Linked DNA regions of Homo sapiens: region 1 is linked to region 2. The links are chromatin contacts, found by Hi-C or POLR2A ChIA-PET in ENCODE. All regions are on one chromosome and are shown on one strand. The core of a region is the stretch at or near the end of the contact, and the rest is flanking DNA. Distances in the headings are between cores, read along the strand shown.

Region 1 (6,239 bases), core at 3,522-6,021, 220 kb before region 2:
AGACTCAAAATCTGTTCTTGTGATTCTCATGTTATTTCTTGTATGCCAAATTTCAGATTTTTCAGAGTATAGCTGATTCAGTAGTTCTTCCTTAAATCATTTTATCCTACATCCTTAGCTCAACCGAACAGCACTCATCCATATTAAACCTGTATGTCCACAATTAAGTATAATAGCAACTTTTAATTGAGTGCTTCATTTGTGTCAGGTACTTTACACATGTTATTTCCAATCTTTTACATCAATCCAAATAAAGATACTGAGGATCAAAAAAGTTAAGCATTTGTCCAAACTCACACAACTAGTAAGTGGTAGAGCCAAGTTCAAAGTCAGTTTTCTCCTGGCTGGGCGCGGTGGCTCACGCCTGTAATCCCAGCACTTTGGGAGGCTGAGGTGGGCGGATCACAAGGTCAAGAGATCGAGACCATCCTGGCCAACATGGTGAAACCCCATCTCTACTAAGAGTACAAAAAAAAAAAAATTAGCTGGGCATGGTGGCGCGTGCCTGTAGTCTCAGCTGTTCGGGAGGCTGAGGTGGGGGAATCCTTGAAGCTAGGAGGCGGAGGTTGGGTTGCAGTGAGCCGAGATCATGCCACTGCACTCCAGCGTGGCGACAGAGGGAGACTCCGTCTCAAAAAAAAAAAAAAAAAAAAAAAGCTGGGCGTGGTGTCTCATGCCTGTACTCCCAGCTATCTGGGAAGCTGAGGCATGAGAATTGGTTGAACCTGGGAGGCGGAGGTTGCAGTGAGTTGAGATCACAACACTGCCCTCCAGACTGGGCAACAGAGTAACACTCAGTCTCAAAACAAACAAACAAAAAAACAAAGTCAGCTTTTTCCATTAAAACACACTGCCTCTGTATCTCCTGTGTGTTCCCTAACATTTATTGAACACTTACAGCATACCAGCCATTACTCTAACTTCACACAGATTATCTCATTTAATCCTCACAAGAATCCTCTGAGATAGGTACCTTTATTGTCTCCATTTTACACATGAGGAAATCAAGGTACAGAGAAGAAAACTATCCCACCACAGGTCTCATGGCTAAAAAGTAGGTAAGCGAGGATTCAAACAAAGGCTGTTCAACTTTGGACTATACCCTTAAGCACTGCATTATAGACTTCTTGCTCTTACCCGTATCAATTCCATCTCCAATGGCCTTCTAATAGAAATCTTTAGAAAGCTCAAATATTTTTAAATTTTATATGTCTGGGAGGATATATGTCAAACTGTATTTTAAAGTTTTTTTTCATTAAAAAAACTTTTTTAGAGAGATGGGGGTCTTGCTATGTTGCCCAGGCTGGTCTCGAACTCCTGACCTCAAGCAGTACTCCCATCTTGTCCCCCCAAAGTTCTGGGATTGCAGGAATGAGCCACTGAGCCCAGTCAATATTTTAAAAAAAAAAATTTTTTTTTTTTGAGAAGGAGTTTCGCTTTTGTTGCCCGGGCTGGAGTGCAATGGTATGATCTCAGCTCACTGCAACCTCTGCCTCCTGGGTTGGAGGGATTCTCCTGACTTAGCCTCCCAAGTAGCTGGGATTACAGGCATGGACGACCACGCCTGGCTAGTTTTTTGTATTTTTAGTAGAGATGGGGTTTCACCATGGCCAGGCTGGTCTTGAACTCCTAACCTCAAGTGATCTGCCTGCCTCAGCCTCCCAGAGTGCTGGGATTACAGGCGTGAGCCACAGCTCCCGGCCTATTTTTAAATTTTCTAATTGACACATAATACTTGTACCCACTGGCCAGGTGCGGTGGCTTACGCCTGTAATCCCAGCATTTTGGGAGGCCGAGGTGGGCGGATCACTTGAGGTCAGGAATTCCAGACCAGCCTGAGCAACATGGTGAAACCCCATCTCTACTAAAAATACAAAAATTAGCTGGGCGTGGTGGCCCATGCCTATAGTCCCAGCTACTCGGTGGGAGAATCGCTTGAACCCCGAGGCAGAGATAGCAGTGAGCTGAGGTCTCGTCACTGTATTCCAGCCTGGGCGACAGAGTGAGACCCTGTCTCAAAAAAAGAAAAAAAAAGTGACAATGGGTACAAACTTTCTTTAGGGGATGATGAAATGTCCTAAAAAAGATAACAACTGTACACATTTATGGGGTAACTTTTTATTTATTTATTTATTATTTATTTATTTATTTTGAGACAGTCTCACTCTGTCGCCCAGGCTAGAATGCAGTGGTGCCATCTTAACTCACTGCAACCTCCGCCTCCCGGGTTCAAGCGATTCTCCTGTCTCAGCCTCCTGAGTAGCTAGGATTACAGGCATGCACCACCACACCTGGCTAATTTTTGTATTTTTAGTAGAGATGGGGGTTTCACCATGTTGGGACAGGCTGGTCTTGAACTCTTGACCTCTGGTGATCCACCTGCCTCGGCCTCCCAAAGTCCTAGGATTACAGGCGTGAGCCACTTCACCTGGCCCAATTTTAATTTTTGTTACAAAAAGCAGACATATTTTAAGAAACATGGAACAAATTCTTATTTTTTTAGAAAAGTAAAAATCCTGTTAGAAACTATTGCCTTATTGTAGCACCTTCCAGGGCTTCCAACTTGGATCTCAGAAGCTCAGCAAAGACCAGTTGATGCTGCTTCTTCGGAAATATAACGGTAGCTGAATTAAACCACAGAAGAAAAAGCAACCCTGTAAGCATGCTTCTTGAGGAGTCCCATAGTGGCAGTATCTTATAATGGTTAAAAGCAGAGACTTAGGAATCAGACTGACCTGTGTTTGGCTGCTATTTTCAGCGCTTATTATGAGTGACTTTAGGCAAGTTACTTTAACTGTCTAAGCCTCAATTACTTAATCTGTAGATTGGCAGTAACATCTATCTCATAAGGTTGTGAAGTAAATTAGATGATATAATCTAAGTGCTCCCCACAAAAAAACTAAGTGCTCCTACATAGTAAGTACTGCACATTACATATCCACTATTACGAGCAAAACAGATCACAAATTTTTTTTTAAATGCAGTTCTATTTTTAACTATCAGTATGCCAGAAAAGCTGTCTCTCATTTTTTAAAGGCACTTTCCTTGTTTACCTCTGGTAGGTTTTCAGGGTCAAATTTCCAATATTATTTTCTTTTTAAAATGTATTGCTATTATTATTATTTTGAGACGGAGTCTCGCCCTGTCGCCCAGGCTGGAGTGCAGTGGTGCGATCTCGGCTCACCACAACCTCCACCTCCCGGGTTCAAGCAATTCTCCTGCCGCAGCCTCCTGAGTGGCTGGGATTACAGGCGCGCGCCACCATGCCTAGCTAATTTTTGTATTTTTAGTAGAGACGGGGGTTTCACCATGTTGGTCAGGCTGGTCTTGAACTCCTGACCTTGTGATCCACCCACCTTGGCCTCCCAAAGTGCTGGGATTACAGGCGTGAGCCACCGTGCCCGACCAAAAAATTATTATTGTTATTATTCATTATTTATATTTGAGATGGGGTCTTGATCTGTTGCCCAGGCTGGAGTGAATGCAGTGGCCCAATCTCGGTTCACTGCAACCTCTGCCTCCCTGGCTCAAGCAATCCCCCCGCCTCAGCCTCCCGAGTGGCTAGCACTATAGGTGCGTGCCACCACACCTGGCTAATTAAAAAAAATTTTTTTTTTATTTTTAATAGAGTGGAGGGGGGCGGTTCTTGCTATGTTGCTCTAGCTGGTCTCAAACTCCTGAACTCAAGCAATCGTCCCACCTCTACCTCCTGAAGTGCTGGGATTACAGGTGTGAGCCACCGCACCTGGCCTCCAATATTTTATGTTTCTCTCTCCCTGACTTCCCAAATTAATTATGTCCACAGTTTGAAAATATTTGTTCCTTACATCTCCATTCACTCATTCCTCGATTCATCCACCCAATGAGCATTGTTAGTGTCTAATTTCTGCAATACACTGGTGTTACAAAGCTTAAAAATTAATTAGACACAGGTCTTGCTTTAAATAAGTTAAAAGTCTACTTTAGCAAATAAGAAAGACAGGACACAGAGTGAAAAAAAATTTTTTTTGAGACGGAGTCTCGCTTTGTTGCCCAGGCTGGAGTGCAGTGGTGCGATCTCGGCTCCCTGCAAGCTCCGCCTCCTGGGTTCATGCCATTCTCCTGCCTCAGCCTCTCGAGTAGCTGGGACTACAGGCGTCCGCCACCACGCCCGGCTAATTTTTTGAATTTTTTAGTAGAGACGGGGTTTCACCGTGTTAGCCAGGATGGTCTCGATCTCCTGACCTCGTGATCCGCCCGCCTTGGCCTCCCAAAGTGCTGGGATTACAGGCGTGAGCCACCGCGCCCGGCCCACAGAGTTAAATTTGAACCTCAGATACCCAAGGAATAATTTATTGCTATAAGTATGTTCCATTCCATGGCACCCTGTGGAGGGGAAAGACTATAGTGTAATATAGTGCTAGAAAAGGACTTACAGAGTGCTGCGAAATTTCCCCTGGAATGTGTCTACATCCTGGTAAGACTGATCTGGGAGCAACTGCATCCCCAGAGATTGTTGTCCTAGGGGAACAAACGCACACCTTGTTTCCAGATTGAAGGGCTAACTCTACACCAGCCCGAAATTTATCAGCCGCGTTGCCACCCATAGCCGCTAGATGCCGCAACAGACGTATTTACTGAAACCATAGACAAACAGGCGACTTGGCCGCCCAGAGAGGCTTTATCCGTGACTCCTTGATCTTCTTCCTGCGTGGAGAGCCTTCGCGGGTGAGGCTTAACGCGCAGGAGGTCTCACGAGAGTGGAAGCAACTCTCGCGAATTTTAAAATTTATCTTTTTGCCTAGCGACTGACAACAGGCTGGTTGCTTGGCGTGGAATCCTAAAGTGGCCTGGCTTTGAGACTGGAGTGAGACCCCAGCCCTAGGCTGGGGTTCTTTCCATTATAGAGGAGACGGATTCAGAAGGGCTACAGGTAATTAGTACTCATCCCAGCAAAAAGGGAACTGTCTTTCTAGAGAGGCTTAAGAGGACTCCCCTTTACCCCATTCCCGGTTACCTCTTCCAATCTCCGTGGTAACTGTTCCTTCGTCACCTCACCACCAACCGTCCTGCTTCCTTTATTCCCCCAAGAAACTTAGGTGGGATCCTATCTGCAAGATAAGGGTGAAAGTGGAGGTGATGATTTTGGGATTATCGGATGGGACTGAGAGACTGGAGTTTCCCCTCTCTTCGGGGACCCTCCCACCCTACCCCGCCTCAGCCCACCCCACCCCACCCCACCCCACCCCACCCCACCCCACCCCAGAGGTGACTCCAGAGACAGAACTCTTTCTAGAACCTCTACAGCCTTCCCTGAGAAACCTCAACAGCCTTGGCCATCTACATACAAATAGTGTTCTGCCCTTGCGCGTGGTCGTACAGCTTTGGGAAGCTGCAGAAGTTGGCTCTCTTTCCCTCCACGATTCCCTGGTTCCTCAGCCAGCCTGCCAGCAGTTCCTAAATAAGGGCTGCAACAGAATGACTTAACTGCTTGACCGAGGGCCAGGAAGCCTGAAGGAAAGTTTGGATGGGGTGATGGTTTTGTGAAAAACTGGTTTCTTGAGTAAGGAAGAGGAGCCAATGCTGGTTTGGAATATACCTCCTGGCAGAGTGCTTTATGTCTCATGATAGGAGCTATGAATTATGTCTCCCTTTGCTTAGACCAAGGTTGTTGAAAACCAGACATATGATGAGCGTCTAGAGATTAACGACTCCGAAGAGGTTGCAAGTATTTATACTCCAACCCCAAGACACCAAGGTAAGAGAGGAAAGAAGAGAAATGCTACTGAAAGAGCAGGATGGATTCACGGTTGTCTTCAAGAAGTTCTTATTTTATAATAGCAAATGTTGACTTTCAGCGTCAATTTACTTCACTTGCCATTGTTTGTTTTCTGACTAGTTAAGGGGGAGAAATCATAGCCTTCCAAATTACAGGATCTTCCCCCAATCCAACCCTGTCACCATTTACTTCATGTTACTGCTTTGCTCACTGTCTGCCAGGAATTCACTGTTCTTTTTCTTTTTCTTTTCTTTTTTTTTAACTTATGTTTTTCCTAGCTTTGAAGATGCTTCATAACCTCCCCTTAGCCTGCAACCCCAACCAAAATCACAGTGGAATGTTTTTAAAGGACTGAACACTATTTATTTATTCAACAAACTTTTTTTTCTTAATTTTATAGAGACGAGGCCTCGCTATGTTACCAAGGCTGATCTTGAACTCCTAGCCTCAAGCAGTCCTTCCGCTTTGGCCTCCCAAAGTG
Region 2 (6,065 bases), core at 1,773-4,272:
ACTGCATATGAAAAAAGGGTAGAAGCTATTAATTTTGTCCAAGGGTGAGGATCAGGGAAAGCTTAATAGAGGAAACGACATTTGTCTGGGCCTTGAAGAGTAAGCAAGAATATACCAGATAGAGAAAGTCATTCTGAGTAGAAAGAATAGCTGAATAAGATGCAGCTTTGGAAAAGGACAAGAGAGGTAGTGTGGCTAGAGGTGGAGTGTGTGTGATAGGGAGAGGCGGTCATGAGTCAAAGTATAATGGAAATACAAGAAGTGAACTGTCTTAGAACCTCATGCAGGGCGGGATTATTTTTGAACAGTATCCAGTGCAGTGTCTGGAACATGGTAGGAACTTTATTTGTTGAATGAATGTGCAAATGAATAAATGAGCAAATGGGAGAAAAGGCAAGACAAACAGTTAAAGAGGTTTCTAACTAGTTTTTCTCCTGACCACCTGGTCAGAAGACCGAGAGAAGACAGAGACCCCTCATTCTAAATTGGATTCAGGGAAGGAGATTGCACTGATCATTGACATAGTTTTTTTTTTTTTTTTTGAGACATCTTTTTTTTTTTTTCTTGCTCTGTCACTCAGGCTGAAGTGCAGTGGTGTGATCATGGCTCACTGCAGCCTCAAGCTCCTGGGCTCAAGCAATCCTCCCACTTCAGCCTCCCAAGTAGCTGGCATAAGTGCATGCCAACATGCCTGGCTAATTTTCGTAGTTTTTGTAGACACAGGGTATCCCTATTTTGCCCAGGTTGGTCTTGAACTCCTGGGCTCAAATGATCCTCCCTCCCTAGCCTCCCAAAGTGTTGGGATTATAGCCATGAGCCACTGTGCCTGGCTGATTGACATCTTTTAATGTTGCATATCTGAGTGAGGTTTCCTTTTAGGACTTAAGAGTTCATATAGCCACATTTCTTTTTTTTTTGTTTTGTTTTTTGAGACGGAGTCTCACTCTGTCGCCCAGGCTGGAGTGCAGTGGCACCGTGTTGGCTCACTGCAACCTCCATCTCCTGGGTTCAAGCAATTCTCCTGCCTCAGCCTCCTGAGTAGCTGGGATTACAGGCACCCACCACCACACCCCACTAATTTTTAAAATATTTTTAGTAGAGATAGAGTTTCACCATGTTGACCAGGATGGTCTCGAACTCCTGACCTCAGGTGATCCACCTGCCTCGACCTCCCAAAGTGCTGGGATTACAGGCATGAGCCACCATGCCCGTCCCTGCCACATTTCTGGATTGGCTGGCATGAGAACTCCCAGACAGTGGAGGAGTTGTTCAAGTACACATAGCTCATTGGTGTCCAAGCTGGATCCAGAGCTCAGGTTTTCTACTGCTGAACTCAAATGCTCTTTCCATGATATGCAGCCACCTCACCCAGGCTTGAGAGTTGCTCCTCAACCTGTGTTGTCTTTACCTGACTTTTCCTTGCATTTCTCTCAGAAATAATTCTATTCTAAACTCTCACTGTCCTCTTCAAGTCTCCCAACCGGTCATCACCCAGCTCAGTTTCAGCAGGTGGCATTGCCTCCCACCTGGATTTTTTAGAACACGGAAGTTGTTATTGTCCTTTCTCCTTTAGCTTCCTTTCCCTTTATAAACCTATTTGTGGCCAGTGCCGTTTGCACTTCCTTTCTCCTGGTCTTAGAGGGTAACGTTGCCTTCCTCTCTGTGCTCTTGACCCCACTCTTGACTCTGTCCTTCCACCATCAACTCCAGGACCTTGCTCTACTCATCATCTTCTCCTTTAGCCTAGAAATGTGCTCAAGTTTCTCTCACCCTCAAAAACATTTATTCTTAGACTCTACTTCCTCCTCTACCTACCACCCAGTCTTTTCTCCCTCCTCATCCAAATGTCTTTAAAGAATAGTCTACACTTGCTGACCTCATCACCTGACCTTCACCTTCTACCAATTTTCACTTGGCTTCCACTCACAATACCCTGCTGAAACTGTGCTAAATCACCCATGATGCATATTCTGCCACATCCCGCAGACTTAAACTTTTAAATATATTCTTATATTAGTGGGCTCTCTTTAACATTTTATACTCTTGGTAATTCTCTTCTTCTAGAAGCTCTCTACTCTCTTGGTTTCCAAGGTAGTGCATACATTTGATTATTTCAGCTCTTTGATTCTCCTTTTATCTCTTTCCTGGAATGTTTTTTTTTCTCTAACTGCCCCTTAAAATTGGTGCCCTCACTGTTCCATCTTCAGCTCCCTCTTCCTCACATAGTACTTGTGTGACTTCAGCAAATTCCATGGTTTTAACTTTCCCAGGATGTCCAGACTCCAGGCATCAACCCAGTTCATCCACTTCCTATTGGATAGTCCAATGGAGTATTCATGCAGGCACCCATACTATACTGTACACTCAGTCTGGCACCATGAAAACTAATCTCTCCAATGAGACTATGAGTTCTGTAGAGCATAAGTGTTTTATTCATTTTTATTTCCTCATGGCATATCACATATTAGGGTCTCACCCATCTTTGTTGACCAATTGGCCAACTGCCCAACTGAGTGAATGGACATTTCCTAGGTCGACTGCTAGCCCCCAGCTCTGAAGTAGGGAACATATACTTTTTCCTTTTAGTTTCTTGGCCTATGCCCTTTTGGGCTGCATTCAAATCTAAGATGGCGGTAACAGGGTCCTCTCTTCAGCCATTTAAGTACTCTGTTTGCATTTTTCAGAGACAAGGATTCCTTCTCCTCCATGGGACACTGTTTCTCTCTAGCAGAGAACAGTTAAGAGCCTCCATTTTGCCCTTCTTTGAACTCTAAGGTGACAGCAGAGGTAGGCTGAAGGTTAGGGATACCAATATTCCTGTCTCACTAGTGATGGGCTCTTCCCTTGAGCCCTTCCCCAGGCTTCCAGACCCCTAGTAGGCCCTTACCTTGAAGAAGAATGATAGCCAGGATGAGGACAGCCAGGCCCTTCCCCTGTTCCATGTCAGTCTCTGTCCTCCGGCAAAAGCGTGGAGCAGCCCTTAGCAGCCAGCCAGCCAGCCAGCCTGTGCAGCAGCTAGACTGGCTCCACCCATCACTGTTGGGGCTGGGGCCTTTGAGAGAAGGCAAGAACCCAGAGCCTCCACCCTCTGCTGCAAGTGTGAGCAGCAGGGGCCTCAGCAGGGCTGCAGGTGCAGATGCCTTTTGTTTTTCCGTTAAGGAGGGTGAAGGTGGTGGGGAAGAAGAGGGAGAGAGTGCTGGATTCCCACTCAGAGACTCATCTTGCACAGGGAACCGCAATGGATGCTGGGTGGGAGATGGTCCTGGGACCGTTTCTTCATGAGGGAGATAAATGTCCCTGTCATTAGTTGTTAGGATCGTAGCCAGTTGTTACTTGTTGCTAGTTGTTGTTGCTGTAGGTAATGAATTTAGGAGGGACTCTCAGATGCTTGGGGCTGGACCTCCAAATGGAAAGCCACCTCAGTCCAGGCCTTCATTCAGGAATTTTTTTCACTTTTTTTTTCTTTTTCTTTTTTGAGACAGAGTCTCACTTTGTTGCCCAGGCTGGAGTGCAGTGGCGCTATCTCAGCTCACTGCAACCTCCACCTCCGGGGTTCAAGCGATTCTCCTGCCTCAGCCTCCTGAGTAGCTGAGATTACAGGTGCGTGCCAGCAAGCCCGGCTAATTTTTGTATTTTTAGTAGAGACGGGGTTTCACCTTGTTGGTCAGGCTGGTCTCGAACTCCTGACCTTGTGATCCACCTGCCTCAGCCTCCCAAAGTGTTGGGATTACAGGCGTGAGACACGGCACCTGGTTTCACTATTCTTTTGAGATCATGAAAGAGGCGCCTGGAAGGCAATAGGTGGAACAATTCCGAGGACAGGCCAGCACATTTTCAGGGGCCAGAGCCCGGACTGAATGTCCAGGATCTCAGGCCCCTATCTCCCTCAGCCAGTCAGTCAGTGAGCCAACAAAAATGTGCAGAGCTCCCGTTATGTGCCAGGCACAAGATACAGCAGTGAGCAAGACAGGCATGACTCTGTCCCCAGGTAAGTGACAGTCTAACTGCAGCAGCGTGAAGAGTTTCAGATCCTCGTAGGCCACAGGGGAAAAAGGTCCATTTGTCTCACCGGGAGGCTCAATATTGCCTGTCAGTCAATTATATTATTATTAATAACTACCCCTTAATGAGCACATATGATGCGTGAGGCACCATGCAAATATCTTGTTTGAATCCTAATAATGGTACTAATGGAATAAGACTCTGAAAAATTTTATGGCTGGCCCAGGCCCCACAGGTAGGCAGTATTGGACCCAGGATTCAAATCTCTGGCTGGGGTCTCTAAAGCCCAACCTCCCACTGACAAGAAGCTGCTAGATCTGGTGTCCCTGGCTGCCTAGTGAAGGGTCCTGAGAAAGATCAGCCTCCATGAGAAATCTAGCTGCTACGGCTTGCGCTATGGGGCCGACGGCTTCTCTCAAGGGGCTTCGAGATGTGGCAGTGTTTAGGTTGTGTGTAAATGTGGTTGCATTGTCAATAGGGACGCTAAAGTTCAGGCCACCTTTTCCATATTCTCTGCCAGCTCCCTGCTCAGAGATAGAGCAATTTACACCGCTTCCTTCCTACCCTACCCCTAGCCCACCCCCACTCTGAAAATTTCCCACCATCAACGGCAGAAAGCAGAGAAGCAGACATCTTCTAGTTCCTCCCCCACTCTCCTCTTTCCGGTACCTGTGAGTCAGCTAGGGGAGGGCAGCTCTCACCCAGGCTGATAGTTCGGTGACCTGGCTTTATCTACTGGATGAGTTCCGCTGGGAGATGGAACATAGCACGTTTCTCTCTGGCCTGGTACTGGCTACCCTTCTCTCGCAAGGTAAGGCTACTCCAGGTGGGTGGGGGAAGGGACCTGAGAGGGACATTACTGATGGGAGTGAGGCCCACTTGAAAGTGTTTCTTGCCAGGCACGGTGGCTCACACCAGTAATCCCAGAGCTTTGGGAGGCCGAAGTGGGAGGATCCTTTGAGGCCAGGAGTTTGAGACCAGTCTGAGCAACATGATGAGACTCTATCTTTACAAAAAACAAAAGAATTAGCCAGGCATGGTGGTGCACAACTGTAGTCCCAGCTATTTGAGAGGCTGAGGCAGGAGGGTCACTTGAGCCCGGGATTTCAAGGCTTCAGTGAGCTGTGATCATGCCACTGCCCTCCAACCTAGGCAACCTGTGAGACCTTATCTCAAAAAAAAAAAAAAGTGCTTCTCGGTGCTAGCTTCAGTTCACCAGGCACCCCAGGGGTGTCAGGAGGGCAGGGGCAGGATGTAGCATAGAGTCTGGGAAACAGGCTCTTGGCTTTGACTGACTCCAGCCATGGGTGCATGTGGGCCTAGAATGTCTCTCAGAAGGCCTTAGGCCAGAGATCTGCAGAAAATAGCTCAGTACGTATGTACCTGAATCTGGGACTGGCCATGGGAGCACAGCTTCCTGCACTACTCCTTTTAGGCCTGATGGCCTCTGGAATCAGGACTCTTGTTTGTTTGGCCATGATTATGTCATCCCTGGAGGCATGTCCTAGCACTTATGTGAATGCTTTAAGAGAAGTTAACTTTAGGTTGAGCAGGACGGAGGGAAGATTTGAGGGGTTGTTACATGGTAGGATTTTAACTCATCTCAGTTTGCCAATTTCAGTTTTAAAATGGAAAGTCCCATGTCCGAGGAACCCCTTCAACACTAAGCAAACTGGGTCCAATGGTCACCTAATAGTTGGCTGCACTAGGGCACTCAGGATTTCCACTGGAGACAGATCCCTGAAGAGGACGCGACTGTAGGACGTGAAGCATTTGATGTGCATGTGTCTCCCTGAGGATACATGCATATACTTCCAACCTGCTTCAGAAGTGTGAGCAACAGCTGTTTCAGGGTTTTCTAGAAGATGCTCTTGTATCCAAATTTGGGACTTAGTGTGAAGCCCAGGATGAATGAATGTAGCCTCCACTTTTCCCTGTGTTTGGAGGCATAGACTGTAGTGCCTCTGTGGCCTGTGGAGATGTGCTCAGGCTGTCAGAGGAACTCACTGCATCTGGAATGTTGCTGCACTCACCTCCAGCCCTAAAAGTCTCCCACAAGACTT

The links. A loop is a pair of places that touch in the nucleus more often than their neighbours do. ChIA-PET counts read pairs that join two places held with the same protein, here RNA polymerase II (POLR2A). Pooled maps may share reads with other maps.
Region 1: a pooled map shows a loop between it and region 2 (2.9-fold over the local background). The contact joins the promoter of IFT46 here to the promoter of CD3G in region 2. A Hi-C loop is called at or near these places in 3 of 168 maps with a recorded cell type or tissue (B cell and naive thymus-derived CD4-positive, alpha-beta T cell), 16 of 37 single-sample maps with no recorded cell type and 13 of 50 pooled maps. POLR2A ChIA-PET finds 5 or more read pairs at or near these places in 8 of 52 experiments (A549, CD4-positive, alpha-beta memory T cell, T-cell and 4 more).

What each region holds. Positions count from the first base shown.
Region 1 is chr11:118,564,463-118,570,701 of GRCh38, reverse strand. IFT46 (intraflagellar transport 46) reads left to right here and starts at 4,771. Exons shown (of 12, transcript NM_001168618.2): 1 at 4,771-4,912; 2 at 5,641-5,737. It overlaps LOC124902764 (a long non-coding RNA gene), which reads right to left and starts at 5,641. Exons shown (of 4, transcript XR_007062907.1): 1 at 5,328-5,641; 2 at 4,997-5,090; 3 at 4,416-4,500; 4 at 2,103-2,624. RefSeq lists an enhancer at 4,499-4,728.
Region 2 is chr11:118,341,301-118,347,365 of GRCh38, reverse strand. It overlaps CD3G (CD3 gamma subunit of T-cell receptor complex), which reads right to left and starts at 3,022. Exons shown (of 7, transcript NM_000073.3): 1 at 2,888-3,022. The coding sequence starts at 2,942. CD3D (CD3 delta subunit of T-cell receptor complex) reads left to right here and starts at 4,661. Exons shown (of 5, transcript NM_000732.6): 1 at 4,661-4,813. The coding sequence starts at 4,759.